Regions from separate parts of the Homo sapiens genome. Here region 2 is linked to region 1. Evidence: chromatin loops called from intact Hi-C (ENCODE). Cell type or tissue: CD4-positive, alpha-beta T cell. All regions are shown on one strand. Each heading gives the region's core, and the rest is flanking DNA. Links, peaks and the distances in the headings are about the cores only. Region 1 overlaps SPATS2L (spermatogenesis associated serine rich 2 like). Region 2 overlaps SPATS2L (spermatogenesis associated serine rich 2 like).

Region 1 (16,124 bases), core at 8,953-11,452:
GTATTCCTGTTTGAATAGGTCATGAATTCTCAACAGGGGCAACATTGCCCCCAAGGGTATGAAAATTGATTCTTGGAGAGTGAAAAAAAACAGATATTATGGCTGAGCTCAGAGTCAGAGGGAGATGTTACTGTGGAATAATGGTCAGAGAGATGGGACGCTGCAGGCTTTGAAGATGGGGGAAGGAGACATAAGCTAAAGAAGGTGGGTGGCCTCTAGAATCTAGAAAGGGCAAGGAAACAGATCCTTCTCTAGAGCTTCCAAAAAGGATCCTTGTCAGACTTCTGACTTACAAAACTGTAAGGTAATGAATTTTTATTATTTTAAGCCACTAAATGTGTGCTAATGTGTTACAGCAGCACTAGGAAACACAGTGTTTCCTCTCCTGTTCGGTAAGAAGAATAGAATGAGCTGTGTCACCGGTTTGTTGTAATTGCTAAATAAAATGATTTGTGAGAAGTACTTAGCATAGGGAACATAGTGATGTATCTCCGCCTTGCCAGCGTTCAGACGGGCAAGATTTCCCACTGAGTGCCCTGTTCCCGTGTTTAGGTTGCCGATGGACTTCTTTCTTAATGTCAGTGGCAACTGTCAAGTCTTATAGTGGCCCAGTCACTTTAAGGGGACTTTGAAGTCTCTCCTAGGGTTCATCATTTATTGATTTTATATATCAACTCTCAGAAGATGTTTTTATTTCACTTGTTGCCAAGTTTTGGGAAATTTATTCTAGTGCCATCCAGATACCACCCACTCATAGGTCCTTCCCCAAAGCAATTCTCCCTGTATTTTCTTTCTCCTTTCTGCCTGGACTGCAGGAATGTCTGAAGGCTTGTTGGGGTCTGTAGAGAGGTAGGGGAGGGAAGTTCCTAGCAGGGAGCAGAGAAGGACCAGTTGCCAGTCATCCCGGTGAGTGCAGGGCAGTCCCAGGTGGGTTGGGCATTCTAGAGTGAGGCATTCCAGTTCAGGGATGACTGGGCTGGAAGAATAAACTCCGTGTATTGTTTTCTTATTTTTGCTTTGTTTTGTTTTGTTTTGTTTTATTGATTAAGAAAGTCTCTCTAAAGAGGAGAATCTTCGCAATCTGACATTCATTGATGTCCTTCAGGTCAGTTAAGTCAGTTGGGTAGATCCTGGTGTAAGTGAATAAAGTGAAAGCCACAGGTTTTCCTCTGTCTTTGCTGGGTCAGTCAGATTCCCAGGGAACAGCTTTTGCATTATCACAGGACAAGAAACCAACAGAATTGTATTCCTACTACCCAAGTGCTAATATTTTGTGGGTTTACTTATGTTATCTTTTAATGCTCACAAAATCACTGCGAAATACATATTATTACTTCCATTTTCTGCTGAGGAAGGGGAGCATCATCACAACATCACTATGAAATAGATAAATAGATGGCATTATGCCTGTTTACAGCCAAAGATCATGGGGCTCAAGGAGGATGACAGCTGTACCGGCTTGGCTGGGACAGCAATATGACCACTGTGGGGCTGCTGCTGGCTGGTTGCCTACACAGGACTTCTCAGTTGAGGCCATGTTTCAAAGCCTGGTTTTCAGTCTTCAAAGTCTATACATGGGACTCTGTCTGTGAACTCAGAGATGATCAGACTCTACCGTGATATACTCAGGCTAACAAAGTTTTAATATGGATAATGGATTAGCCAGAAACATTATGGCCTTATTCTTAGGGTATTTATTTTTTTCTAAGGATCATGTTCTTCCTTTTTCTTTCTTCTTCACTGTGTCCCCATTCACCTAGCTACTTCAGGGCCCAGCTTAAACCTGACATCCACCTGGAAGCTTTCCTTGACCCTCCTAATTTTTGTTGTTTGCCCTCATCTCACCCCCAACTCAAAGTGGTCTAATAAAACTTTGTGCTTCCCCTAGAATGGCTTGTATTGTATTGTTTTCTGCTCACTTGTCTGGTCACCCTCACTAAAATCAAAGTTCCTCGAGGCCAGGGATTGTATTTCATGTACTGTTCTTTTAGCTAGGACTCAGCACAAGCCTATATACATAGGAGATGCTCAATAAAATTTTCTTGAATGAGTAAGAATGGTAGACCTGTGTTTAAGTCCTGACCCTGCCACTTTCTACTAGTGTGACTTTCATCAAGTTCCTTCTGTCCATACAGCCTCAGTTTCCTCATTTATAAAAAGAGAAATTTTGTTGAGATGCTAAGGAGTTCTTTTCAAACATGAACATATTGGGATTCTAATGCAACTCATTAGCTGTCCCAGCACCATAAATCAACAATCATATCTTGCAAAGTACAAGTTAGGTGGATTGCCTAGACTACTTGAACATGGATTAATTATTTCACCCCATCCACTTACATACATTAACAGTCAACAGATTCATACCTGTTTTGTGCTGATATTTCTGTCCTTGATCCCAAGGGTTTACTTATCATAGAATATCCTCTTCATTTGGACTGACTGGCACACTCAAAAGGAGGCTTTTGAGCCTGAGAAAATAACAAATTCTGCTTATGTTTGCTTTCTTATTCTTGTATCCATCTGTTTTTTACCTAGGGAGAGTTAATGAAATCTTTTGTTATACTAAGAATTTCAAGTGAATATAATTAAATAAACTATCGTATAAAAACAGCAGTATCAAATAAGAAAAAAGTCTGCAAATATTGATGATTATTCATGGACTTGAGTTGGTAATAGGCATAATACCATGACTGTGTGAAATATTTGATATGAAAATAAAAGGAAAATGCAAACTAACATCCCAGCAAAAATGTGCAGTATTAATTGTAAATAATTGCAATAGCTCACATGTGATGTCTGCTTAGCTAACTCCTAACTAATGGAGGAATCCATGTCACACTGCAAGATTGTATTGGAGGCTTACAGATTTTCAAGATGTTGCCTTCTACATTCCTAAAGCTTATTACCATAGAAATCAAAATCTTACCATATCTCAGGTACTTCTTGCTAGTAAATTAAACACATTTAGATGCTTTATTAATATATAGTATGTAATAAACCAAAGTAGTAATTTACTAAGAGTTTCTATAGGTGCAATTAATTTTTCCAAAATTTGCTCAACATTTGCTGGTGACTGTCACTAATCGAAGACTCAAAAATAGACTAAACACTTTTCAGAAATTACTTCTTAACCTTACTGCAAAGTCGTAATATTATTGAAAAGATATACCTGAGAGGATAAAACATCAGTATTCTAAGTAAACTCACTACAAATAAATTTTAGTCTGTATTTCGTTAAACATTTTCTTGCCCTGTACAGAATTTCTTTTATCTTTGGGCAAAAACTGTGTTTAGCTTAGCTTATAGGCTAATTAACATTAAGTTGGGTTTTTTTCCCCCACTCTCTCTTTCTTCATTACTTTCATGCCTTCTTGCTTATTTTGCAATCATGATGATCTCTGACCTGCTTACTCAGCAAAGCCCACTTCCAGGTCAGGGCCATGACCTCGTGTGGACAGAACACAGTCTTCTAGCAACACACCAGGAAACAGCAAAGACAAATGGATTTGTTGTTTCTGTGAACACAAGTTATTCTGTACTCAAATCGTAGTCAGTGAAAATGATCTGATGACTCAAAATCTTGGTACAGAAGCCTAGATGAAAATCTATACTTTTCAAGAAAATAAGAGTATGTCTTTATTTCATATGGAAAATAAATTATGTGGTTTGTTTGCGTGCAGCGTTTGCATTTGATCATAGATTACCTAAATTACTTTCTAAAAAGTAGATTGAAAAAGTTAAGAAAGGAATGCCCATATTTACATATCCCAGTATTGAAAGTGAATTCCAATTTTTATGCTACATATGGAGTAAATGAATGTGTGAATGAAAGTTCAGATCCTAAAAGTTATTGATCATGTTGATGATCAACTGAATCACATTGTAAATTTAGCTGCATTCTTTAAAAATGTTACTTATTTTCAGATTCAGATAAATGGTTCCTAACTGGTAAGTGATAAGAGTTGTAGTTTATAAACAATGTAGTATTTTGTCTCATGGTTCTGATTTTTAAATTACTATACTTAATTTGGTATTCAAAACAGCGTTATAAGAAAGTAAGAAAGTTTTCATTATAAAAAGGTTGAGAAACCTGGTTTTAACTAATCTGCCCTAAGAAAAGAAGTTGATGAATGGCAGGATTTGTAACAGAGCAGAAACAGAAGGGAAATGAGCTTTTTCACTGTAATAGTTCAGTGGGTTGTTTCCGTGGAGCAGGAATCCCGAACTTCTCAGGGAGGCAGAGGTGTGAGAATCCAAAAACCCAAAAGAAGATGCATACTTGGTGAAGTTAAAAGGAAGAAGAAAAAAATTCAGTGTCCAGGAGAGTTCCTCACATGTGGTGGACAATACATAGTTTAGTTGACTCAATGAACTTAGACCATTCAGTCATATTGGGCATTGGTATAATTTAGTTCTGCTATAATGTACAAAAATGACACAGAGGTAGTAAGAGTGATGAGAGACTTAAGCTCTTTCGGCATCTGCTTGAAGTCTTATTCATGTTTAAATGAAAATGGGGTCTCAGATACTAATTTGCCTCACTGCCATTTTCTCTCTAGAGAAGTAAAGTAAATGAAGGAAACTGCTATTTTGGACCTAATTTTAACCAAGAAAAGATTGGTTGGTAAAATAGAAGTAGAAGGAATCTTTATCAATTTATTTGATAAATACATGTTGAGTGTCTGCTGTGGGCCAGCACTTGGGGGATTGTGACCACAATGTTTAAGCTTTTGTGCTAACTAAGGAGCAGATGGTGGATATAGCAGACATGTATTACAGACTTCAGGGGGAAATCCCAAATATTTCAGAGAAGAAGAAGATATAGTTCTATAGCCGGAGACTCTGAAAGAGAAGATGACTGAAGAGATGAGAAGCCCATCTCTACATTCAAATTAGGGCTCTTTCTAGGTACTCCTAAAGCTCCTCAAACAGTCTTGGCACATAGCTGATACCCAGTAAGTTTTACATATACATATATAAAATATATGTGTATATGTATAAAATGAAAGAATCAACAATGAAATCTTGATAATATAATCATGATTATGTTTCCAAATTACCAAAGATAATGTACACATTCTGTCTTACACATACACATGTACTCCAAGTCTAACAGTCCATAACTGTTTGAATGATTAGAATTAGAGATTTGATAGTTCTAAAAAAAAAAAAAAAGAAGAGAGTTATGGCTGCAAAGGGCATGTTCAAATTAACTCATAAAAGAACATTCATTTATTTTATTTATTTATTTATTTTTTGAGACAGAGACTCGCTTTGTCACCCAGGCTGGAGTGCAGTGGTGCGATCTCAGCCCACTGCAGCCTCTGCCTCCCAGATTCAGGCAATTCTCCTGCCTCAGCCTCCTGGATAGCTAGGATTACAGGTTTGCACCACCATGCCCGACAAATTTTTGTATTTTTAGTAGAAACAGGGTTTCATCATGTTGGCCAAGCTGGTCTTGAACTCCTGACCTTAAGTGATCCGCCCACCTTGGCCTCCCAAAGTGCTGGGATTACGGGCATGAGCCACCGTGAGGCAGGGGCCATAAAAGACCATTTAAAAAGAATGCAGGGAGAGGCCAATAACCAAGAACAAATATCAAAGAGAGAGACAGAATCCCATCAGAAAAGTGTCAGGAAGCCTGGAATCCAGGGTGAGCTGGATAGTAAGTATAATAATACTTAATAAGTATTAAGTACTGGATAATAAGTATAAATTAAGTATAATATATAAAAAAATCCTAAAAACAACCAAAGACATAAAAAGCTGGTAAGAAACAATCCTACAGAAAATAATGGTGACAGAATAATCCAGATATGGAAGACTGGAATCCTAGTGATGTCGAGTTTTGTGCATTTTTTAATAATGATGTAGTTATTTCTGTCAAGACTGCGATATTATTTTTATCTTTTTTATTATACAGATTTGTTTTAGTTTCGTAAAGAAAAAAAATAAGAAAGAGACAAGATCTCTGATGAGAGAAAAACAAAGTACTATTGCTCCCTTCTTATTCTTGCCTTTTAATCAAGGATACTGATTTCTCACCTGTAAGGGTAAAACAAAATGTGAGTAAGAAGGAACTGAGGTCCCCAGCAGTGTAGTGCTAGGCCCTTAGTGCCTCGTCATGGACTGGGGCCACCTGGCCGGGATTGCATCACATGCCTTGCTCACCTGTGACTGTTGCTGCAGTCAGTCATCTGTGAGAATGGCAAAGAATGGAGAAAGCCCCCAGAAGCTTGGTGATTGACAAAAAGAGAAAACATAAAAGCTCAGCAAAATTCTGGAATTTATTCTGAAAACAGAAAACACTCAGAAAAGCAAGTGATAATCATTAGGCTCCAAGAAGTCAAGCAGGACTAAGTGATTTTCCTGTTCAATAGAATAAATGGAATGCAAAGTGAAGAGAATGTAATAGATATGGTGTATATGAATTTCATCAACGCAGTTTTCACAATATCTCGGGGTTTCATTATGGATTTAATGGAGAAATAAGAACTGAATAACAGAATAGTTTCAATGGATTCACAACTAGGTTTGCATAACAAACCCAGAGAGTGCCAAAGAATGGGTCAGTGTAATTGCGGAGGGTAACCAGTATAGACTCTGTTCTATTCCAGATCTCTCTTTATCAGTGACATGAATGGTGATGATTTTGATGAAACAATAGAAATAACTGACATTTATTGAACTCTTATGTGTCAAAAACTGTTCTATTATTCTATATATATTAGTTTATTTAATCTTCACAATTCTGTGTAGTTGATATTGATAACCTTTTATCTCCACTTTATGAATGAGTAAACTGCAACACAGAGAGTTTAATTTCCTCAAGGTCACACAGTTCCTAAGTGGCAGAGCTGAGATTCAAGCCCAGACTGTGTACTTAATGGCATAAGTGACATAAATGATATCCTTCAATTTGTGAATGACCAAAGTGAAATGGACAGCTAAAGTGGAAAGTTACAGATTTGCTACCCGAAAGAACCTTAATAGGCTTGAGAAATCAGCCAGATTAGTACGACAAAATTAATTTGAGCCAAATGTAAACACATGCACTTAAGGTTCAAAAAGAAAAATCAACTGCCAAAGTAAAGATTGGGGAAATGGGACTCAGGTCATATGAGGAAATCTTGGGGGTTTTAATTGATTGTCGGCTCATTATGATCAGTGTATACCGTGATGTGATTATCAAGAAAATGCAATCTTAGGCTGCATTTAAAAATGAATAAAACCACTGAGTATATACATGTATATATGTATCTCAGGGTGGGAAGAATAAAGTTCTCAAGTTCTGACAAGACAAAATGTCTTATCCACAAATTAATTTAGGAATGTATTATATAAAGTTCTTTCCAACTCTGACATCCTTTGATTCTATGAACAAGTCTGTACTAGGATAGAGGAAAGCATACGTAAGATGAATCTGAGAATTTTGGAAGAGTGACCAGGTTTAAGGAGTGTCTGAAGGCAGAGCTAGCACATTCATGGAAGGCAGTTGCCTCCGTCTTAGCTAAGGGTTTAGTCACAAGTAGACTTGTACAGAAAAAGCTCTTTTAGGATGCATGGATCCCCATTGTAGAATATGTTTGAGCAAGGTCTGGATGGCTATTTAATGAGGATATTGACTGCGGGATTAACTTACAGCTCAGGAGTATGTATCTCAGGGTGAGAAGACTCCAGACTATGTCAAATGAGGAATAAGTGCACTCTCAAGAATAAAGTTCTCAAGATCTGCCAAGACAAAATGTCTTATCTACAAATTAATTTGGGAATGGATAAATTCCCTTATACATAGAGTCCCAGGACTCCAGAAGAGTAAACAGTTACTGGATGTTGAGTTCAGTGTTGAAGCTTCACCAACTTGCAGATTGTGGGTACATTAGGACCAGGAGATGCTTCTCATGAAGGTTGGGTTGAGTTACAAACCAACCCAAACATGCAAAATCTGTTAGAAGATATTTGTGTCATCGAACAGCTTCTTTAGATTTTGCTTTGAACGGTAAGTCATACCGTGTTTTCTAACAAAGCCGTAGATTTGAGGCATTTCTGGCCCTGCCTGCAGGAAGAAAGGCTCTTTCCATCACCATCTCAGACTCCCAGGCATAAAAACCCAAAGGAAATAATTGACTTCTGAGAGTGTGCCTTGTAGGTATCAGCTGGACTTGACTTGGCTTCAATTTTTGCTTCAAGCTTTCAGACAACACATGACTAAGACAGAATGAGACCACTCTAGTTGCCTCATGGGAAACTCGGGAAAAGACTGCAAAAACAACATTGTTTCTCCCTTTGGAATTCTGGAGTTATAAGGCAGAGGTCCCCCATCTTCCCGAACTGTAAGTGAATTCCCTCTCCATTATCCTCATTCAATGGCCAGCCAGCTTCTGCTTGAACAGATTCTGTGACAGGAGTCTCACTACCTCCCAGGACAGCTTCACCTGCCCTTTAATGACACCAAATGTAACAGGAATAAAGGGAAAGGAACATAAGGAGATAGTAAGTTAAGGAATGGATAAGAAAGAATGTGGCCCAGGAAAGGGTATTCCATGGTGGTTTGTCCTCACTGGGAAGTGGGGAGCAAAATTTAACGCACTGAGAAAATGTTGTTCCTCCCATTGATAATTTTCCTTCCCCCTTTGGCATTTTTGCCAAGCCAGCTTTACATCTACGATTCTAATTTTTGTGAATACTAAGATGTTGCAACTGGAATGAACCCTCTAAATAATTTTTAAGCTACATATTCCCTTAATTTGTATTGAACCAAAACAATGGCACCAGACTAGTGGAATGAGGACCAGCTTCGGAGTTAGTTTGAGAGGTTTCAGTCCCAGCCTTGCTGTTGACTAGCTCTGGGACCTGGGCCTTAACATATAAGCCTTAGTTCCCTCATCTCTAAAATGGAGATAATAATACCTACATGCAGATACATTGTGAGGTCTCAGTGAAATAGAATCATCCAGTGTGGTGCCTAAAGAGGGTTTTGTTTGGTTTGTTCACTGCTGTATCCCCAGCACCTAGGATGGTACCTGGCACAGAGCAGGTGCCCACTAAGTGCTAAAATGAATACTGAATGAATGAATGACTGTGGTCAGTAAATGATAGCTATTGCTAAAGGCATGGCAGAGCTGTCAGACACAAGAAGTGTTTGTAAAGCAAGAGGCTGATTATTCAGAGGCTTGAAGGATAATGCTTTGTCATAAGCTAAATTAATTTTTCCCCACCATACAGCATGGCTTTAGGATTCTTCAAAAACTAACTACGTTGGTCTGATGGTAGTGGGTTACCAGAACTTATTAACATTAGTGTCACTAAAGTTGGCATATAATCCCCCTGTGCTAAATTTGACTGCCTTAACAAAAAAAAAAAAAAAAAAAAAAGAACAAAACTGACTAATACTGTGACCATTAGAGTCTTTCCTCCATCCTTACCCTATGTTCTGTATGAAACATCTAGAGGGGTCGCATTCTGTCTAGTCAAGTATCATTCGAAAGCTTGGAACAAAAAATGAAACCAAGACTTAAAGACTGGCTGGTAGCCATTCAGAAATAGATACAAATGTAGATTAAGTTTTGAAGACATTTTTCTTTTCTAATACCTCCTCGCATTTTTAAGAGAAGCATTTAGTAAAACAAACAAGAGTGTCTTTTCAGTGTCTGGTTATCTCTTTTTCCAGACTGAGTTTGGTAAATTATGTAATATTTGGTGTTAGTCATCTCACAGGATGTAAAATCAGGTAAAAATAAAACCAAAAGGAATCTTAAATATAATTTATGAGTTACTTTCCTAGAGGTAAGTGTAACTCGCCTATATAATTTTATTTTTTTGGAGTCCTTTAATATTTGTTAGATTAAAGCATATATTTTTACAAAACTGAAAGTACTGAAAGTCAGCTTGCACCAATTTGAAGTTATTTTAAAAGATCCTGTTTTCAATTCAGTATTTCAAGAATAATAGAGAAAATGCATAAGGTCTAGATTCAGAACCATGTAACCAAAAATGACAGTGGGGTGGGAGGGAGAATTGGGCTGGGATAGGATGAGAAGGAACTTTCCCATTTACTAAAAGAAAAATGAAACAAGGATATTACCTCTAGCTGCATTACGAACAGAACAAATGTAAACCACACCATATAGACACCTTCTCAAATACTGCCTTCTGATGTCATCTCATTGCTTACTGCCTGCTAATCTTATCTCCCTGCAGGAGCCAATCTTAAATTTATACTGCATCATAATTAACTAAATACATTGCATCTAGCAGAGACAAATCGTGGCCTCCCAGTAAATATTTATTAACTGACTTTTGTGTGCTAAGCAGGTAGGTTTTATTTCTGGCTTTACACATTAGTCACTGTTTCTGCAAGCGAAGTTTCACTTTCGCTCTTCCTCATACCTGCAGTGCCATTCCGATCATTGCCAGTATTGCCTCAAAGTAGTGCAAAAGAGCACTCCCTCTCTGAAGCCCTCTTTGATTAAGCTCACCTAAACTAAAGCCATCTCATCCCTCCAGAAGCCACTTTATGTACATGGTTGTAGTCATTTCAGAATGATTTGTTGACCATTTTGTTACATTCTTATTTCTCTTGGTTTTGATCCCCCTGTGCATGGCAATATACACCCCCACCAAGAATAGGCATTGGGTCTCAGTTGTCACAGGGACACACACACACAGGCACCCTCTACATGTAGTGTCTGGCCCAGGAGGAGCACACTCAAAGGACATGTTCCACAGTTAGATAATGAAATTGTTAGCATTAGTAAGATAAAACAGACATTCCTAATTATTTGTCTCTACGAATCGGCCAAGAATGGGTATAAATGGAACCAAAGCTGTGAGAGATGGACCTATTTCACCAAACAAGTAATCAAAACCTAATATATTTACACCTCAAAATTGGTGTTAGGTAGATTGAATAACTATGAAAGTCTTCCAAAGGGAAATAATATATGGTATTATATTTAGCTGAGAGGCCTGTGCATTATTTGAGCCACTGTACTAAAAAAGTTTTGTTTCATTCAATCTTTAGAAAAATGATTTGGAAGAGATTAAACTATGTATTGCTAATGCTTGTACACCATTGGAAGCATCTGGTACTTTCTGAACTTCCCCCAGTGTGAGTTGAGCCATAGGGCAGGCTAGAGCTCCGTGCAAAGTAGAGAGGATGTGTGTCTGCACTCCATCCTTTTATGCTACAAACTAAGAGTGTGGCCAAGGCAGGCCATGAGGTGGTTTATGAAGCGTCCGTAAAGTGCATGTAGGTGCCAACAGCAATGAAAATCCCTCTCTGTGCTGGAGTTACGTGGGTATATAGGAGTGAGGCTAATGGTTAAATGTGTTTAGCATTGGGTGAAAATGAATTTTTTTTTCATACTCCATAGAAAAGGTTAACTTCAGTCTTTCTTTTTTGGACAAAAGTGTAGGCTTTGATCGAGAGGAACTAGAGAGCTATAGTCTAGTGACTTTATCCTGGGTATAAGGCTCTACAGTAAGAAGAAATAAAATCAGTAAAAGATGGTAGGCAAGTTACCAGGTTAAAGAGGGGATACATGAGGCCCAATAAGGATGATATAGAAGGTTTGGGTGCTTATGATTAGACCTTGACTCTGATAATGGCTAAAAGATATTGCAAGGTTGGAGGTATGCTGGGAGGAAGAGCAGAGTGGATTGGAAGGTGTGTGAAATGATGTGGCTAGAACAATATTGGACAATGCTGGGTTTTCTGTTTTTTGAGATAGGGTCTTACTCTGTCATCCAGGCTGGAGTGCCAGTGGCATGATCACAGCTCACTGCAGCCTCCACCTCCCGGGCTCAAGTGATCCTCCCACTTCAGCTTCCCTAGTAGCTGGGACTACAGGCACATGCAACCACACCTGGCTAATTTTAGTACTTTTAGTAGAGACAGGGTTTCACCGTGTTGCCCAGGCTGCTCTCGAACTCCTGGACTCGAAGGATCCTCCCACCTCAGCCTCCCAAAGTGCTGGGATTACAGGCATGAGTGACTGTGCCCAGCCTGACAGTGCTGGTTTTAAAAGGGTGGCATTTAAAGTGATAACTTAGTATGAGGGGTTAAAAACTGGAGAAAAAATTATTAAAAATTCATTGCAAGCAAGACAGGAAGAATAAAATGAGAGGACATTTATTCCTTTCTTTCCATGTGTCTTCATTGAACACTTAGCTTGTCAAAGGCATTGTATTTGGAACTTTGGAAGAGAGAAAGGCAAAGTGGAATTTATCAGAAGCAGTCTTTTTAAAAGGAAGGAATTCTTTTTGTAACGTATTAAATCTGTTAAAGTCATGTATATTTGAAGCACTTTAAAACTATTTATTAATTTCCCATTACAGCATATTTCAGGTGACAAATTTCTATTTTGTATTACAGCTGGAAATGGAAAGTTCACTAAGATAGTAAATATGACCCCCTAGAATCCTGAGCATATAATAAATGATCAAAATGAGTTTTTATTATCTGTGACTGCATTAGAATAAACTAAAGGGAATTAAAATCATATGAATTCTTTCTTTTATTCATGTTGATACAATTACCTGAAATCATGTATGGAAAGAGGTTTAGTAATTTTTAGATTGTTCCCTTATTAGCTCCAAGGCTTTATTTGAACTTTGCTCTTTCTATGTTATGACTGTTTGTTGTCCTTTGAAGACAAGTACCTTAAGCTGTGAATTTGGTCACGAAAGCACTGAGCACATCTGATAGCTACAAGGCAGGAAATCGTGACCTGACATTGGTTTCCGATCCATTCTATGCAGAAGTGGTATTGTAGTAATGGATTTGCTTCTGCCAGTGCAGCTGTTTTAAAAGCATGGAACACAAATGACCCTGTGGACACAGACAGAGCCCTGAGAGTTCGTATTTCCTTAGCAGGGCTGCAGTCAGGCCCCTAGCTTCGGGCCGCCACCCTCTCCTCTCTGGAGTCACCCCACCTCTCCCATCAGGTGACAGTATGAGTTGGAAAAGGGACGGGTGTAGCCACACCAGGACAACTTGTGGTCAGAAGGTCAGGTTTCAAGGGCCGGCTCCGTTACTGGCTGGATGCATGTTGGTAACCTCATAATCCTTAGATTCTCACCTGTAAAATGAGGACAGTGGGAAAGCTACCACATGAGCTATGAGAGCATCTATTTATATTCTTTTATAGCACTTTTATAGCACTTGCTGTGTGCCAGGCACTGTTGTAATCACTTTACAAACATGAACTCATTTCATCCTTCTTACCACGCTATGCCGTAGTTACTATTATTATCCCTATTTTACTGATGAGGAAACACGGCCTAGATCAAAGTACTTGCCCAAATCCCAAAACTAGTAAGAGGTAGAGCTGGGATTCAATCTTGGTGAATCGTAATTGCTTGTTTTCGGTCATAAGAACATAAGGAAGAATCTGTATTGCAGAAAATAGGCAGTGTTTACTCTGCGAGATTACTTAAGGGCCCAAGATCCTGTGCTTGGTGACAGAGGCACAGGGCTGGTGGTAGCAGCTTTCTAGGCCAACTGCTTGTGTGTGGTCAGCTAGATGGGCTCTGATGGTGGGGCCTGATCTGAGAGGGAAGTGAGCCTTTCTAAGAACATGTAGAATGTATGTGTTAGATTTCTAAAACTCAAACCAGTGAACAGGTAACATATATAGGACTAATGTGTGTGTAGATGGAGCAGGTCTGACAGGTAAGAAAACCCTCTCCACTCTGCCCCAAATGTACTCTATCACATGCTTCTCACCCTGGCTTTTTGCCGTTAAACTGAATAAAGATCAGGCAAGAACTTCACTTCCTTGTGTGAGCACATGCCCCTTAATAAAATGTATACCCCTAGACATGGTTTTTACATTTTCCATTTAATGCAAAATTAGCTAACAGATGTTTTCAATTAGGTGTAGAACCAGGAACTGGTTTCAGGGTGCAGTGTAAGAATGTGTACTAATTGATTGATATGCCTGTCCTGGTGTCGCCTGGAAGATAAGAAGCCCTTAGCAGACAATCATGCCCAGAAACTGACCTTTGGAATGATGACTACAGTCCCAGCCTATACCTTCTCAGCCTCAGGGGCAGTGAGTGTAAAGGTTGCAAGTTCAGTCTTAGAGCTATACCTTCCCTAAGATAAGAAGGATGAAGAGCTGGCATTCACTAACAGGACCCTGAAGGCAAAAACACTGGGCAGTTTCACAAAAAGGGAACAAGTAGTCTCTCTGAAGGTGAGTCTTTCTGTTGCTCAGGTGACCAAGGCCACCAACCCCCTGCTGATTACTCAGCCACGCCCAAGATCCTGCTACTACCCTGGTTTCTGGCTCCACATTCGTCACTATTGAGATGACTTACTGGTCACAGTAAAAGCAAGTTGATAAAGGTGGCCAGTGGGGGAACAGAGCTTATGTGCCTCCTGAGAAAGCCAGTCGCTGGAAACTGGACTGAGAGCCCTGATTTGGAGCACGAGGAAACCTTAAAAAGTGAGTTGAGGTTGCATTTGCTGGGAAGCCATAGGAAGAACAGTAATGGGGTGGGAAAGGGGGCTGGCTGCCTGGGGGTACTCTCCAACTGGAAGTCCAAGCCCTGCCTTCACTCCCCAGTATTTCTTTCCCACCAAGTGCCAGTGCGTTTAAGGCAGTACATCATATACTGTTTTTGTTCCGCCAGTGCCAGTGACATTTCAAGGAACTAGGAAGAAAACTGACTTTCTCTGCCACTTTGAGAAAATTATTAAATGTTTACTAGGAGTGTTCTGACTCAATGAACTAGGATACTGTGAGTTTGTTGGAACAGAGATTTTTGAAACCAGAATGTGCTGTGAAGAGATGATGGGTTCCTTTTCCACATTTTTATTCCATGACAACCGAGCCAGCTTCCCAGAGTTAGCTATAAACACAGAGCTTTTGTTTGCCAGGTTTAGTTAGGGGTTCTTTTTGCTGGTTCAGAGTTATATTGCAGAACCACAATCCATGTTTTCTTTGGACGTGAATATGCAGTGTTGTCCTTATAAAGATCCCATTAAAAGTTTAAAAAGCATACAGCCCCATCCCCAGCCCCGCTAACAGCAAGCGTGCCTCTAATACCTTTGCGCCTGACTCTCTGGGATGGGACTTTTGAGCTGGACAGACCACAGCCCCAGTGTTGCTGTGCCCAAAACCTTGAGCCAGCTGAATTCCAACTCTAATTCTTCCAGTTCTTAATCTCATTTCCTTCCCCACTTCCTTGCCTGGCGTTCTCCTTTGTTTTTGTGTACATATCTGTCTTCATCATTGATCTTTAAGCTCCTTTGGGGCCAAGAGCTCTGGAGCCAGGAGATATAAGTTCGAATCTTAGCTCAACCAGGTACTGAATAACTTTGTGACTTAGTGAGTAGCTTACCTCTCTGTGCTCATGTTTATTTTTCTATAAAATGGTGATAACGAAAATAGAAGTACACACTGCTTAGGGCAATTCTGAGAACAAAAGGAGTTAATACATGGAACGTGCTTAGAGCATTGCTGGGTATACGGTAAGAGTTCAGTAAGTGTAGCTTTAACCACTGCCAGCATTCCCCACAGACCCTGGTGCATTGTCGGTGTTTAATGAATGTTTGTCAAATTATAAGAAAAAACATTGCCCTTTCTGTAGGAATTGCCCATAGCTAAAGAGATGGGGGAAGGAAAGGAAGAAAGGGAACACATATTTCTTTTTCAACATTGGGGAGTTTGTGGTAAAGTACTTGGGGCTCTGGAGTATAAAGAACTATGTTTGATCTTTTGTCCAAACCCCTCTGGGATTTGGGATTTGCCAGCGGGTGGTGGGGGGGATGGGGGAGGAAAGCAGTGTGATCTGCAGGGAGAGAACCAATTACAGTATGCTTGGAGAGGGTGACATTTATTCTGCTGAACCTCTTCTCTGCTTCACATAACGTTGGCCACTTCACCTTTCCTGAGATGTCTCTGAGGATGGGCATATTTTAAAGACTTGAGCTTACATCATCGCATCTTGAAAGAACCGAGTATAATTGAGTTGCTGATACAAGTGGGTACTTGCACCAGGTCCGGGTCACCCACATCTCTATGGAAACACATGTTTGCTTTAAAGCCCAGCAATCAGAAGCAGATCCTTATAGGAGCCAGCATTGGGTCACTTTTAGAAAAAGGCATTTATTT
Region 2 (16,124 bases), core at 6,650-9,149, 93 kb after region 1:
CATCTGTGCTCACCCACCCTGGGGATTTTCCCCAGGCTCTTCACCCTGCACAGCTCCCTGCCTTTTTGCTGAAACCTCTCTTCACTCCTTCCTACATAAAAATCTGTAAAAGGACATATAAGGAATTTGTCATGATGCATTACTTCTGGGAGGGGAACTAGAGAACTGGGGGTTGGGATGGGATAGGAGAGAAGCAAACTTTGGGACAGATCATTGTTAGCTTTATGCAGGTAATACCTTTTCGAAGGACTAACCAAAAAATAAATGAAATACGAGAAAAAGTTCATTAGAACCTTGAAATGCTTACTCGGGAGAATGAAAAAGGCAGAGACTTATGTTGTTGAGCATGTGGATGGATTGGCCCAGACCATATTTCTCAAAGTATGGTCCCAGGACCATCTGCAGCAGAATTGGGCCCATCTCCTTCCTTCCCAGCCAGAATCTCTCAGGGTAGAGCACAGAGACACTGGGAACTACAGTCCTTAAGGACCTAAGTGCCAGCTTTTCAAATACTTATTATATTGTTTTGGAACTTTGGAATGTATAGGACAAAAATATTCCCAAATTTAAATTCAAAGCAGCACAATTCTGAAAGTCTAAAAGACTTTTTTTTAGGTTTGTTGACAATGATTTAATCAGCAGATGTCACTATGTAATCCTTGGGAACATCCCTTCGATGTTGCCTCATTTTTTGGAGAGGCAGAGTGTACTGCTGGCATTGTAGCATAGAAATATTTATGGTAATTTTGTATTTTGTTTAATGAAAATAATTTTACTTTCAGTGCTTATTAAAAGTTTATCTTTGATTAAGCATTCTTTGCTTTTGTTTTTGTTTTTGTTTTTCCCCAGCATCATTGACAAAGAAGTTTCATTAATGGCAGAAATGGATAAAGTTAAAGAAGAAGCCAGTAAGTAGACAACACATGGTTATTTGATTAGGAGCTTCCCAATCAGAAGCAATCCATAGGTCAGACTGACAATGATACCGGCTTCTGAACAGGGTCCTAAAATTTATATTGAAATTTTGGCTCATGAACTCTGTAACCTTAGTCATGTCACTTAGCCCCTGGAAGCCTCATTTACATCATCTGGCAAAAAGATACAGTTGTAACACTCACCTCGTACAGGTGAGTACATGGCAGGATGGACACTCAGTACATAATAGGTGTCAGTTGAGTTTTCTAAAGTCCAAAGGGATGTTTGTGCACATAAAGAACTTATAGTTAATTGGATTTAAAATGACACTGAATTTAGTATTAGATTTTAAGACAATTTTAACTCTTTAAAACTTACAAATCTCATCATCATTTTTACTAGTTCTTTTTTAGGTTCAATTAAGTTTATCATATTAAATTTTCCTAGAAAAGTAGTCCCATTTGAAACTTAATTACTTAAATTCCCCTCAACATTTTTAATTACATATATAAATTTAATATATCTGATTTGTCTTAAGCACTTCAGATGTCAGACAAGGCAAACTCACAAACCTAACAAGCAAAGTGTTCCTAAGCTTTTAAGCAACTCTTATAAAATTAATAATTCAAGGCTGGGCGCGGTGGCTTACGCCTGTAATCCCAGCACTTTAGGAGGCCGAGGCAGGCAGATCACAAGGTCAGGAGATCGAGACCATCCTGGCTAACACGGTGAAACCCCATCTCTACTAAAGATACAAAAATAAAAAATTAGCCGGGCGTAGTGGTGGGCACCTGTAGTCCCAGCTACTCAGGAGGCTGAGGCAGGAGAATGGTGTGAACCCGGGAGGCAGAGCTTGCAGTGAGCCAAGATTGCACCACTGCACTCCAGCCTAGGCGACAGAGCAAGACTCCATCTCAAAAAAAATAATAATAATAAGATTAATAATTCAAAATTAAAGATACACTAAACAGTTTTTTTTTGTTTTTGTTTTTGTTTTTTACAGAGTCTCACCCTGTCACCCAGGCTGGAGTGCAGTGGCACAATCTCTGCTCACTGCAAGCTCCACCTCCCAGGTTCACACCATTCTCCTGCCTCAGCCTCCTGAGTAGCTGGGATTACAGGCGCCCACCACCACGCCCAGCTAATTTTTTGGGTTTTTAGTAGAGATGGGGTTTCACCATGTTAGCCAGGATGGTCTCAATCTCCTGACCTTGTGATCCGCCCAGCTCAGCCTCCCAAAGTGCTGGGATTATAGGCTTGAGCCACCGCGCCCGGCCTAAACAGTTTTCTTAAAATACTCCAGTTCTGTTCATGAACTTCGTCAAATACACTGACACCTGCCAACTTAAAACCGCAAAAGAAAATCAATTCCATATATTAAATTGAAAATCACAAATCAGATTGCTTAATGTACCAAATTCTCTGTTTAAATAATGAACACGCTCAAATTATCTTGATCATTGCAAAACTTAATCCTAAATTTAACATAAAATATTAACATTCTGGGTTTGACTTGTTTTATTTTCTTTATGCTGATTTCTAAACCTTTCCACTGTGGTAAAGTTACTTGAGTAGTAGAGAAGAATTACCATCTTAAATAGACTGAGGCTCATGAGTTGGAAATTTCAACAAAGACAAGATTACTTTGTCAGATTCAACATCAAACCACAAGTGAATGTGTGAGGCCCTCCCTTATTATTGAATTTAGTTTGCTGTGTTAATGGGGCCCCTAAGACCCTATTTTCCAGCTGGGATTCAGTTTTACAATCCTTGTCTCCTGGGCATTTTAAATTCCTCATCTTTACCCAAAGATGAATTGGATAAATGGCAGTCTGTGCCCCTAACCAGATTTCAGTGAAATCCCTTTACCTTTGATGTGATGTCTTTCTTTTGCCAGAATGAAAGATCAGACCAGATTCTTCATTCTTTTTTATTTTTCTTGTCTGGACCTAGGCCATAATTCAAGTGTCATTTTATGGAAAATAGCTATCGTTATTTTTGTTACACAGTTTTCTAAATTATTTTGTTATTCATTTCAGACCTCCTTTAGTCAGGCATCTAAATAATTGTAAGCAACATTTTAGAATCCTGAAATACAGCAAGCTTTGTTAAATGAAACTAATGTGATCCAGGGTGAAGCTATGGACTATTTAGGTAGTTAAACAATCTCTTTGATTGTGAAATTATTTTATTCTTATGAAATTTGTTGACATCTTCAGTAACAGTAGATTATATACACAACTTGGGATTTTCCCTACTTCTCAAGTATAGCTTACTTCAGTTTCATGTCCTAATGATAAAAATGCTAACAACCAACACAGACACAAATGATCCTCTTGAACCAAAATGGAAAGTCACTAGCACATCATCACTTTCTTAGAGGTCAAGAAAAGACCTCAGGTTTCATGTACTTATTTTTCCTTCTTGAGACATGATAGTCTTTGATGCCAAGACCTGTGGAATTTGGAGCATCTCTGGAGAGCATCCCATTTTAAAAACTTACTCAATCAGTAAACACACGCGCTTCCTTGTGTCCAGGATAAACAGCAAACAGACAAATGTAGAGCCTGCACTCACCAAGCTTTCAGGCTAGCTGAAACTGCTAGATTGGTTGACAGAGTTCACCTAACTTGAGTAATTGGTATGGCAGGTCCTGGTTTTTGAACTAACCTCAGCCCTGGGGAAGCCCATTTGCATGCTTTTGAGGCAGGCAGAACTGAGTTCAAGTCCAACCTCCATCTCTAACTGGCTGTGTGTCCCTGAACCATGTTGTTGACTTCTCAAAGTCTAATATTCCTTAGGCCCTGGCAATGGCTCACACATATAATCTCAGACCTTTTGGAAGACCAAGGCAGGAGGATTGCTTGAGGCCAAGAGTTCGAGACCAAGCCTGGGCAACATAGTAAGACCCCATCTCTAAAAAAATAAAAATAAAAAATAAATTAGCCACGTGTGGTGGCATGTGCCCATAGTTCTAGCTATTCTAGAGGATGAGAGGGGAGAATCACTTGAACTCAGGAGTTTAAGGATGCAGCAAGCCATGATCATGCCATTACAATCCAGCCTATATAACGGAGAGAGACCCTGTATTAAAAATAATAATAACAATAATAATAATAATAATATCCATCTCAAGTAGTTATTGTAAAGATAAAATGAAAAAATACACGTCAGGCACTTAGCACAGAGCCTGATACAATATGTGTGCAAAAAGGGAAGAGTTCTTATTAGTAAATTACCCCAACCCGCTCATATTACAGTCAAAAAATGGAAGTCAGGGGTTCTATTGCATCTCTCAAATGACAAGCCTGTATCAACACTATGTCTTCTCCACAGATAGAAAGAACCATGGAATTTCTCCCCACTAACTACAGAACTGTCTTTACAACCACCATCTTTAATTTGGTTCTCTGTGGTCTCAAGAGTATTTTTCACACTTTACATTTCCTGTAGACATTATAAATCATATTTCCTCAATTATAACAGAAGCTCCTAAATCCCTCATGGCACCTAACCCAGTGCTGAGAAGACTGCAGGTACTTCATAAATATTTGTTAAATGAGTTATTGTAAATAAGTCAGTATCTGTAGACTGTGGGAACGAATATTAGTGAACATTCCTGTAATTGCACAAAAGAGGAAGTATATTCTAGATGAAGAGATCTCACTTTATCAATAATATTTAGAGTTAGCATTTTGAGTATACTATACGAAACACCTCATGTATGTTATTCCATTTATTTCCACAATACCCCTACAACATGTGATCAGTTCCTACACAGATTTTACAGAAGAAGAAACCAAGTGTGTTGTAGTGCTAGGGTCTCAAACTTCCTGTTTATACCCACATAAGCACAGGTGTCAAGTTCACTAGAGATACGGGAAGAAAACATTACTTTGTAAATTCATAGTAACACAAACAAATTATGAAGTAGAATGCAAAATTCACTAGAATTTTTAAGGAATAAAAAGTATTCCAAAGAATCTTTGTGCTTAAAGAGCCACTTCTCCAGCTCCTGGCCCCTGGCCCCCACCTTGGGATTTTAAGTATATTTTCTGCTGAGGGTTATTGTTTTGAGAAGCCTTCAGATTTTCTATGGTTCAGATAATATGAGCAAGCTTCCAATGTGTTTCAAAAGCTTGAAGGAGTTTATAAATCCTATTGAGAAAGTGGATTTCAGCTTACCAGATACTGTTTATACATACATAATATTAATTAAGTCTTGAATGCAGTGATAACCTAAGCTGTACAGAATTGTCTTCCTCTACAGATTTCTGAAAGCATGGTGCTTCCAAAACATACTTATTATTCTATTGTAAATTACAGGATCAGTGAAGCTTAAGATCTGATCTGTTTTTGTTTGTTTGTGTGATTGATGTTTTTGAGGTGAAAATGTTCATCCCTTCAGCCAAAGAATATTGGCTTTAGATCTCAAGTTTTAAGGCTTTTTTCATAATGAAAGCCTTTGAAATGTTAATGAGACTATATGTAAAATGCATTTTAACACTTGCTGATCCAAAGTATTTGTTTCCATGCACATTGGCATGAGGGTAAACTCAGAATTTATTGGTGATCTTGCACCTGCATTCCTATTTTAGGGCCCATTTATATCTATTTCTACAAAATCTTTTGTTTGGTATGAATGCCCAAGTTCTGCTTAATCAAAAAGAACAATGGCCCTTAATTGTCACCAGTCTCACAAATGATCCATGAAGAAAAGTTAGATCTGTTGGACTGTGTCATCACTGAGGGCCTAATGACCCCTTTACTAGCTGCTTTTCAAGTCTGGGCCTTCAGACTTTTTTTATTATTATTATTATCAGTTTGATGAGACAGGGTCTTACATTGTTGTCCAGGCAGGTCTTGAACTCCTGAGTCAAGCAATCCTCCTGCCTCAGCCTCCGAAAGTGCTAAGATAACATGTGTGAGCCACTGCGCCTGGCAACAGAATTAATTTTTTTAATTTTAGTTTGCAAGAAGAACATACCTCATTTCATCTTCCTACTTGAATTGTTTTCTCATGCTGCAGATGTTAGTCCCATCCATATATTGAATTATAATGGCAAACAAATAACATAACCAATCAAAGGTGTGGATCCTAAACAGTCTTAAGTGACCCCTGTAGAAAAGGAACTTCCATCCTTCTTTAGATATTCCCTTTAAGTAATAGATTAATTCATTCATTGAATTCTTCACTCAGCAGGCATATTGCATACCCCTTGTGTACCAAGCAGGCACTAGGTGCCATGGACACAAAGAACTACATAGTGCAGTTCACACCGTAGTCCCGAGAATGACTGGAGATGCTCGCAGGAAACAGATAGGTAACATTAATGTGCCAAATGGGGCAGGGGGAAACCATGGCACACTGGGCACCTGACTCCATCTAAAGAGGGCAGTGGCTTCTTGGCTTCAGCCGTTTGTCACCATGTAGGAAGGTTGACCAACTGTGACCAGAAATTCCAGTACTTTAAGAGATGCCAGAGAGCCAGCTTTCAAATGGAATCTTCTAATTTTTAAATGTGGGCAATTAATTTGTAAACGTAATGTGTGGACCAAACAAGACATATGTACTCTGGCTGAAAATGAGAGTGAGCCACCTTTTTGTGACCTTTGGTCCCACTGGGTGTCCTGAGACATCCTTCAGCAATCTGTTGTCTACATTGAGATGAAACTTCCCTTCACTTTCACCATCCAGACAAGTTTTTCACTAGCTCCTCTGTATTCAGAAAGACTATTAGGCACAGATCTGTCTGCCCAGCCACATGGTATTGTAAATGGGGGCTAGGGGGAGCCCCAGTTAAAGAATCAAAGCATGATTAGCATAGTTTGGCAGATGATAAAGCTGTATGAGTTATAGACTAATTATTTTATTAACATCTCAACATTGATATCAGCATAAAAAGATGATGTCTTAGGGCCAGGTGATGGCTCACACCTGTAATCCCAACACTTTGGGAGGCCGAGGCAGGCAGATCACGAGGTCAGGAGATCAAGACCACCATGGCTAACATGGTGAAACCCCGTCTCTACTAAGTATACAAAAAATTAGCCAGGCATGGTGGCGGGCGCCTGTAGTCCCAGCTACCCAGGAGGCTGACGCAGGAGAATGGTGTGAACCCGGGAGGCGGAGCTTGCAGTGAGCCGAGATCATGCCACGGCACTCCAGCCTGGACGAAAGAGCGAGACTCTGTCTCAAAACAAAAGAAGATAATGCCTTTCAGTCTGTCTAAAGAATGGTTTATGATTTGCAGGGAATCTTAACTCTTGATGGATTCTGTACTTCTTTTTGGGCTTTTGCAGTGACTATCTTTTGATATTTTGAGTAATAAGAACTCTTAAAATCAGAAATCATATTGTTTGGACCTGCACGTATGCTGTGAATCTGGTCTAATAAAGCAGTTGATCCTTGTTCAGCCAAGCATAGAATGTGAGTCCGACATGCATGTCATCTTAGATGAATACCTTTTTTCTTACACCTCAAAATGCTTGTCCTAAAGAAATGAAGGCAATTCATATGAGTCGAATTAGAGAGCCAGAAGTCTATCTATTGAAAGATCCAGCTGCATATTTAAATCTCATCCTGTGTGTCTGTATTGATTGCTACTGAGCGCCATAATCTTTTGGGAAACACGTGTATACACACACAGACACAAACCAACTGATAGGCTACTACATCTATTTGAACCTTTAGTTCATCTGAAGATGTGTGAAAATGTTGGAGCCAGAGTACTCCCCAGTGTCTTCTCTACGTGTGCAGGTGCTAAAAAATTCACACGAATCTAGTTCTAGCTGGCCTCACTCACTCTTGAAATTTTTCCACTGGGGACACTTATAGAAAGACCTAAGACACTCTGGGGTAGAACTTCTGTTTTTTTGCTGAATGGAAACATATCTGCAGAGTATCAAAAGCAGAGACATTTTTGGCTCACAAAAAAACTAATAAAGTTAGATTTTTATGTCAGATTCCAGTAACACAGCTAGTCACCCTAAGTGAGTATGTGTTAAAGTTCAAGAGGGCTGCTGCTGTTAAAGTTGAATAGTGCAGCACATATAGAATGATTTCTGCTTAGTAGACTTCCTGTCTTGGCGGTATCACTCAGAGAGGATTTTAATAAGTGTTGTTTTTCAGAGATCGTTGTTCGGAGTAACAAATTTCAAAAGTCTAAATTCCGTAAGTGAGGTCAGACACCAGTGGAGAAAATGTAGAGTGGGAGTGTACAGTGAATCAGAAGGGACTGTGTTTGGCTTGGGGATTGGTGGAGGAGGACAGGAGGAACTGGGTTGTTGGTAATAGGCACAGAGGGTGAACCCGCCTCCATGACCAACTCAGAAAACACAGTCGTGGTCCAACAAAGCAATCAGTCTGTGGAGTGAGAACTGATTCCAAGAAATTAGGTTATTTAATATGTTTCAATCTCTGGCCCTAATGTATGACTCCTCCTTATTTGGCAGTGGAAATCCTGACTGCTCGTCAGAAGAAAGCAGAAGAACTAAAGAGACTCACTGACCTTGCCAGTCAGATGGCAGAGATGCAGCTGGCCGAACTCAGGGCAGAAATTAAGGTCAGTTCTAAAATATCACAGCCTGAACCCTGAGCCAGAGAGCTGATCCCAATTATGTTTGTTTTGCATCCACAGAGTTCTGCTCTCTGAGGATCTAACATGTACACCCAGCTCTCTTCCACAGGGTGGAAATAGAGAACACAGAAGGGGGAAGACCCACATAATCACTGTGTTTAAGTGTAATGTGCTTTGAAGGAATGTGTTACTCCAAAGGAGAGGTACAAGCTATTTTGTCAGTCAGTAGAGACTGAACCAAATAAAGTAACTTGGCCAGGCCATGAATTATAGCTGGGATGGGGGATATTATTTTCACACACTGTGATTTGTATGTATGCATATAAACACATCCACAGGTATATATACACACACGAAGCATGAACGTAGTGTAATGGTGAAGATTAGAAAGCATGCGGTCTGTGGAGATTTCTTTCCTGTATTATTTTCTAGTTTAGTTGCATTTTTATTAAGAATACTACCCATAAATACGTATTTATTAGATTCCTTCATTGACAAGCAACAGAAACTGACCCTGGCTAACCTCAAGGACAAGTAGAATTTGACAGGATGTGAGTATAGCTCAGCAAAGCAGAGCCCTGTCTGAAGGCTCAGCTCAACAATTAGGTAGGAACTGGGGTGGCTCTGGTGAAATAAGAAGCAATAATCACTAGACACTCTCATGGGACCATCAGCCCTGTACCACCCCACTTGGCTCGGATCCCTAAGAGAGAGGCTCTGATTGGCCTCCACTTGGGTCACGTCCATCATTTGGCCCAGAGAGGGTGTGACATCTTGATCGCCAGACCCACCAAGACTGTGGATCTTTGAAACTGCATCAGGGTACAGTTACCAGAAGGGGAAATAGTTACCAGGAAGGCAAGTATAAGTATTTACAACAAAATAGGAAGAAATTTTAAAATTCCCCTTATCCACTTTTTCACCCAGTATACTACACACACACACACACACACACACACACACACGCCTTCCAGCTTCTTACCCACTTCCAGGAAACTAGAGTGGTTGCAAGACACAGCTGCTGCTAGCTTTGAAAGTAAGATTGCAAATTGGGGCATAAAACTGCTTGGCAATGATTGACAGTGGCAAGTGACTTTTCAACTCCCTCCCTCCTGGTTGGGCATGAAAGCGGGCCCCATGGGGAAGAGGACCTCACCTGAGGGTGCTGAGGGCGTCAGTGGCCTTTCCCTCCTCAGCTTCTCTGCTCTGGCCTTTGTGGCCTCCCACCCAGCCAATTGCAGTGGCCTCCACACTAGTCTCTCTGCCTACACTGTCTCCCTTCAGCCTCGTACTCCACTAAGACCAGACGTAAACTCCCAAAGCAGATCTGGTTTCCCCAGTATATCTCCTTCCCCTCAGAAAGAAATTCACAGCTGGACTTCAATATATGTTCCAACTTCCATCTCTCTCTACAAAAATCCCAGCTTGTTAGAACATCAAGTAAGAAATATAAAATTGCTAGCTTCCTGATCTATTGAAATCACCTCATCTTCCGAGTTTCATTTCTGCCTATCAAAACGCCACCCATCATAAAATAGTTAGTAGCACAGGCTTTGGAGTGAAACAGTCCAGCTGCAAAATTTTCTACTTCTGTGACCTTGGATAAGTTACACATTCTCTTAGACTCGTAGAACCCCAATTCCCCCATCTGTAAAACAGAGGTAATAATACTGACTTCATAATACTGTGATCAGATGAAATGAGATTATCTGCTAAGAATTTGACCAGTGCCTCGTAAGTGTTCAATGATTTTTTCAATGTTCCCTCTTAAATAACTCTTTCCCCATTGCCCTCAGTAGGAAATAATTTCTTCCTCTTTTATATTCCTAAAGCACCAACCACATTCCACCTTGTATTGTAGTTAATGGTATCTGTTTTCCTTGCCATTGCTAAACTCCCTGGTAAACTCAAGAAGGGACTGAGTCGCAGTTATTTCTGTATTTCTCACCATGTCTTCTACACACAGATCTTAATTTTAAATGAATGGAAAAATAATCTCTTTCTCACTTCTTTTCACAGCACTTGAAATTCTGCCATTTAAAATAATATTTTCCAGACACTAAAGGCTTTGTGGACGTCCCGGTTCCCTGTTAAAATAGGAATGGGGGTCTAGGAAGGACGACATGTTTTCTCTTGATGGTTAATACCTTAGAAGGCACTTGGCCAAACTCAGAAGACCCTGCCAGAATGCAATTCAGAAAAGTACTAGGAGGGCGAGGGGTGCTAAAAGGTTAAATAGATGAGTCAGACACACATTTCATGTAGGCCCAAACAAGAGAAACACAGGCCCCTCACATATTCCCCAGGCAGGAAGATGCTCATTCCCTAGCCAGGTCAGCACTAAGACTGAGCGTGGAGCCTCCCAGCAACAGGGCTGGAAAGATCCCCACCAGGTCAGCACTGCAGTGGACACCGGAAGAGCAGAGTGAACGCATCCACGGGGGTGCCTTGGTCATTTCTGTAATCATGGGGTTCCTGCTTTTCATCTCTTTCCTCCAGCACTTTGTCAGCGAGCGTAAATATGACGAGGAGCTCGGGAAAGCTGCCCGGTTTTCCTGTGACATCGAACAGCTGAAGGCCCAAATCATGCTCTGCGGAGAAAGTGAGTTTTGCATATTTGCTGAATAATTCTGTGTGAGTAACCTTGGTGCTATTTGGAGTTGCTATTGGAAATGTCAGGTGTGCAGTCCCCCCAGGGGGCTAACGTGAGGTCTAAAGAGATTTAATGATCTAAGCTCATGACACAAGTCACCAGAAATGTCGAGATTTGAACCTAGAGTCTTCAAATGCCACTGCCCATCAGTAATTCCCCAGGATTTATTAAGTGGAACAGAACAGGTCAACTAGTTGATACCTTTTGCAAACTTTTATTAAGCACTGCCAGTTAAACTGCTTCTCTGATTTCAAACAGCCCTGGTTCTACAGAAACTCGTTAGGCAGAGAGAGTGAGTCTTCCTAACATGTCTGGGAACAATCAGTTATTGTTGTGCAGGGCCCAGCTGTTATGCGAGCCCCTCAGCAGTGCCCTGAGCCTCCACCCTCGGTTCTCTGTGCTGAGTGAGGCTGCAGATAATGAAAGACTTCACTCAGCCATTAGCTTTAGTCTTGTTCCCTATTAAGCCTTAATTAGAGCAGCTAATGTGCAACAAAATTGGCTGCTATATTTTCCCCCTACACCAGCCCACCCACAAGGGGAGGTGGGAATGAGCACTGAAGCGGCTTTAAGGACGGCCACAAGGAGGAAAGGACTAGTCAATGACGTGGAAACCCACAGCCTCGCAGTCAGCTGAAAAATTAAGATTTGGCTGCACTTCCTATTATGATAGAATTAACTATACTGTACTACACTGCATACATATATAGTAACACAATTTGCTTTTATCACTTCACAATCTATGGTAGACATTTTTTCATATCAATATATTTAACCAGTCATTTCTCTAAATATAATAGATGTCACCGGTCTTCTGGTTGCTGCATTTAGATTGCTTGCAGTTTTTCACCATTAAAATAACACTCTGATCACCTGAGGCCAGGAGTTCGAGGCCAGCCTAGCCAATATGGTAAAACCCCCATCTCTACTAAAAGTGCAAAAATTAGCTGGGCGTGGTGGCAGGTGCCTGTAAGCCCAGCTACTTGGGAGGCTGAGGCAGGAGAATCACTTGAACCTGGACCCGGGAGGCAGAGATTGCAGTCAGTGGAGATCGCACCACTGCACTCCAGCCTGGGCGACAGAGCGAGACTCCATCTCAAAAAATTAATTAATTAATTAATTAACACTGCTGCGAGCATCCTTGTCCACACATCCTTGCCAATTATTTGATTTTCTGACTGCATTTTTAAAAATTATTGTTCCCCCCTGTACTCTTCCTTATGAAAGAATCTACCTATTTGCCATTCTCTATCCCCAGCTTTTGCCCCACCTCTAAAAAAGGGAACTGCCCACCCTCTTTTCCACTTCAGCCCTCAATGAGCAAGACAGTGATGCTGAGCGATGCCCTGTCACCACCGATCTCGGGGCGATGGAGAGGTGCCCCTTCACCTCCTTTCCTCCTGAGCACTTCAAGTGCCATCTAGTGGGAGAAATGGTCCCTTACTAAATTCCAGGTGTCCATTCTGAAAGACAGACACCGTAATCATCCAAAGGCCCTTCCTTCTCAGCTTTGTTGAGAGCACATTGAGAACCCACAGGTACTGAACCGGAAATAGTGGTCCCTGATCTGCAGACAATAATGACCCCATGAAACTGAATCTGGTGAGCATAGGAGCCACGGAAATCCCCTGGTCACATTTGGACAGCCCCAGCTTGCTGTCACACCTTCCCAGTACACTGAAGGGACTGGGGATGTGTCCCTGGCCTTTCCATTTCTCCTGTATTGTGATTCTTACTGGTCCCGCCTAGTCCTCTAGCAGAACCCTGGGATTAAATCTGATCCAACAAAGAGAGCAGACAAAGTTGCTTTCAAAAATTGGTGACAGTTTTAAGCCTCAAAGAAAGGTCTAGCTGGCAGTCAGATTCTGGTGAACTGTGAGAGGGAAGTCAGGGCTTTATCCTTGAATTGATTCCCTCCAGTTCTGATTCAGTGTAATCACATAGAAATCATCCCAGCAGAAACCACCACTTTCAAAACCAGGGGGAATGGTCATAATAAACGCTGAGCAGACCTGCCTGAGCCCTGAGCCCTGAGCCCTGAGCTCTGACGGGTGTCCGCCTGATCAGCCTGCCTTGCCTGTAACCTTGGAAGTGGTGCACATCTGCAGTGAGGCTGCAGAAAACGGGGCTGATTAAAGGTGTGATGATGGAGCACTAATGAAATATACAAGATGCCTTAGGGGCTGGCGGGCCTGGCCCTGTGTTTGGGGGATATGCATGACCCAGAGTAACAGAATTCCTAACATCCAACATCACCCCATTCCCAAGCTCTCAGAACATCGTGGATCTGACAGGCCAGAGTGTCCGCATAGCTCCCAATCTTTCTGTGTCTGCAGTACCAGTTGGTCCAGGGAACTGATCAGGGAAGTGAGAACAGGTTTGGTAATGGGGACTCTACGAGGCAGAGTACATTTGCAGACAGGGCCAGAGAGGGAACCTTGAGGTTTCATTATCTCTTTTCCCTTGGTGGTTCTTGACCTAAAGAATAATATTTAAGTTGGTCAGATATGTCTTATTTCCTACAAATGTCTCCCAACTTGGATGATTATGCTGTAATCACAGTTCAGTGATTCCCACAAAAGAAATTTGGTTGTTCTCTTAAGCACCAAGATGCCCTTTCAAATAACATCTTTCAAAAGAAAACTTTTTAATGTTTTTGTGGAGCTCCTGGCCAGTTTCTTCATCTTCTAGCGCTTCCTAATGGGTTACTGAGGCAGCAGTGTTGGAGGTGCAGCTCGTAACACTGAGCACTTTATTATTGCAGTTACACATCCAAAGAACAACTATTCCTCAAGAACTCCCTGCAGCTCCCTGCTGCCTCTGCTGAATGCGCACGCAGCAACCTCTGGGAAACAGAGTAACTTTTCCCGAAAATCATCCACTCACAATAAGCCCTCTGAAGGCAAAGCGGCAAACCCCAAAATGGTGAGCAGTCTCCCCAGCACCGCCGACCCCTCTCACCAGACCATGCCGGCCAACAAGCAGGTAAGCCGACACTGGTGCAGGGTGCCAGAGGAAAAAAAAAAAAAAACCTGTTTCCAGAGGAAGAAAACAGCAACTACTAGATTCTGGGCCTCCTGGGGTCACACTCAGGCTCCCGCCACCTGCCCTCACCCACTCCCCACCCAGCAGCACTGCCCAGCTGGCCTCTTGGGAACTCCCCTGGTCGCTCTCATCCATGCCTGCCAGGTGCTTTCCCATGTGGAGGAAGTGGCCTGCATGCACTCTTGACCACGTGAGCAGAGTCCACCCCAGTGACACAGTTCTTCTCATGGCTAGGACTGCCACCATCCCTGGGGCCCCGAAACCAGCCCACACGTGGAAGGGACCCACAGAGACTCTGGAACAAGACTCGGAACCTACTAAACTACTAATGAGAGGAAATCTGGCATTTGTTTTTTAAGATATTTTAATCCCCATTTATGTTTAGCTGATCAATAAGAGGCTAAAGTTAGTGCAGTCTTCTCTTCTCTTGGGATTTCAGTAAGGAGAATACATTTCAAAATGGCATTCTTCATTCTTATCTATTATGATGTCTAAAGACACAAGTGTCCAAAGAACCATCTTCCTTCTCTCCTTCTGCTTCTCCACTATATCTTTTGGAGGTGATTTCCCCCTTATCCTTAGAGAATTAACAAAAAATTGGGATCTGCCGGATGCAATGGCTCACTCCTATAATCCCAGCACTTTGGGAGGCCAAGGTGGGCAGATCACTTGAGGTCAGGAGTTTGAGACCAGCCTGACCAACATGGTGAAACCCTGTCTCTACTAAAAACACAAAATTTAGCCAGGCATGGTGGCGGGTGCCTGTAATCCCAGTTACTCGGGAGGCTGAGGCAGGAGAATTGCTTGAACCCGGGAGGCGGAGGTTTCAGTGAGCCAAGATCGCACCACTGCCCTTCAGCCTGGGCAACAGAGTGAGACTCCATCTCAAAAAAAAATAAAAATAAAAATAAAGGATCTGATGATATAGAAGTTGGGCATGCTATAAAGATACCTAAGATACCTTTTATCATCTCCAAGAAAAAGTCTTTTCTTTTTTTTTTTTGTAAGACTTTAAAAATGGTGGTTTTCTAACAGGTGTCTTGTTGGGTTTTGCTGTCTCAGCCTTTGAGAATTCTTATTAATGATATTGACAGGTGTTTTCTCAGGCCCTGAAGTCTTCATGAGCTTTAAGATAGCACTTTGACAAGGAGCATGTTATAATCTCATTAGTTAAAGATCATAATCAAATCTGTTTTTACTTGTAGTCTAAATATATCTTCACAGTTTTTGTTCTTTTTTTTTTCTTTTTTTTGGCACAATCTCGGCCCACTGCAGCCTCAACCTCCTGGGCTCAAACAATCCACCAGGCTCAGCCTGCAGGGTAGCTGGGACTACAGGCACGTGCCACCACGCCTGACTAAATTTTTTTGTATAATTTTTGTAGAGATGGGGTTTTGTCATGTTGCTGTCAAATTCCTGGGCTCAAGCGATCCACCTGCTTCAGCCTCCCAAAGTGCTGAGATTACAGGCATGAGCCACCATGCCTGGCCTCTCTGTTCATTATTAAATACCATGCTGATAATTAAGTCTAAAATTTAGTCTAAGAGTTTCCCTTTTTCATAATTTCTTTAAAAACAAAGGAGGCCAGATTAAGTACTATCTATGTAGATACTTCTTCAGTTCTCTGGTTTAGCAGTTTAGGTAATGGCTCATTTAAGTTGAAATCCACTCAAATATCTAAGTCAGAACACTGTAGACCCAGGCAAGAATGGCCCTTGGACCGGGCCCTGTGTTTTCAAGTAACTTCTTGACCCTCCCGCAGCCATGGCCCTCTCTACAGAGTAAGGAATCAGAGAGACCAAGGAGACAGGGCCACTGGAATCTACACTCTTTGTTCTGAAGCATGCTGCCAGTCAGTACTCGAGATCCTGGGTTACTCTTCCCAAGTGGGCCCAAGCCTGCTCACAGGATCTGCCTGGACCACTTTCCTG

Evidence for each region. A loop is a pair of places that touch in the nucleus more often than their neighbours do. Peaks named below come from ENCODE experiments on the same cell type or tissue, not always from the same donor. Only the 100,000 strongest peaks of a DNase experiment are listed, where the experiment ranks them.
Region 2: a loop joins it to region 1, with 2.5 times the contacts of the local background. A loop is called at or near these places in 9 of 110 quality-filtered maps.

Annotation. Positions count from the first base shown.
Region 1 is chr2:200,363,919-200,380,042 of GRCh38, forward strand. All of the region lies in intron 2 of SPATS2L (spermatogenesis associated serine rich 2 like), which reads left to right. It also overlaps the pseudogene RNY4P34. Among named protein-coding and RNA genes, the nearest start is that of SPATS2L, 65 kb to the left of the region's middle. RefSeq lists enhancers at 10,210-10,259, 14,733-15,259. In CD4-positive, alpha-beta T cell, for the core only: no CTCF peak of the experiment used is centred there; a DNase peak (open chromatin) is centred at 10,393; H3K4me3 peaks cover 1,335 bases; H3K27ac peaks cover 1,361 bases.
Region 2 is chr2:200,458,920-200,475,043 of GRCh38, forward strand. It overlaps SPATS2L (spermatogenesis associated serine rich 2 like), which reads left to right. Exons shown (of 13, transcript NM_001100423.2): 9 at 850-908; 10 at 8,371-8,480; 11 at 10,995-11,097; 12 at 13,913-14,133. The region is part of intron 2 of LOC101927741 (a long non-coding RNA gene); the gene reads right to left. Among named protein-coding and RNA genes, the nearest start is that of KCTD18, 43 kb to the right of the region's middle. RefSeq lists enhancers at 12,684-12,863, 14,179-14,328. In CD4-positive, alpha-beta T cell, for the core only: no CTCF peak of the experiment used is centred there; a DNase peak (open chromatin) is centred at 8,162; H3K4me3 peaks cover 1,040 bases; H3K27ac peaks cover 1,977 bases.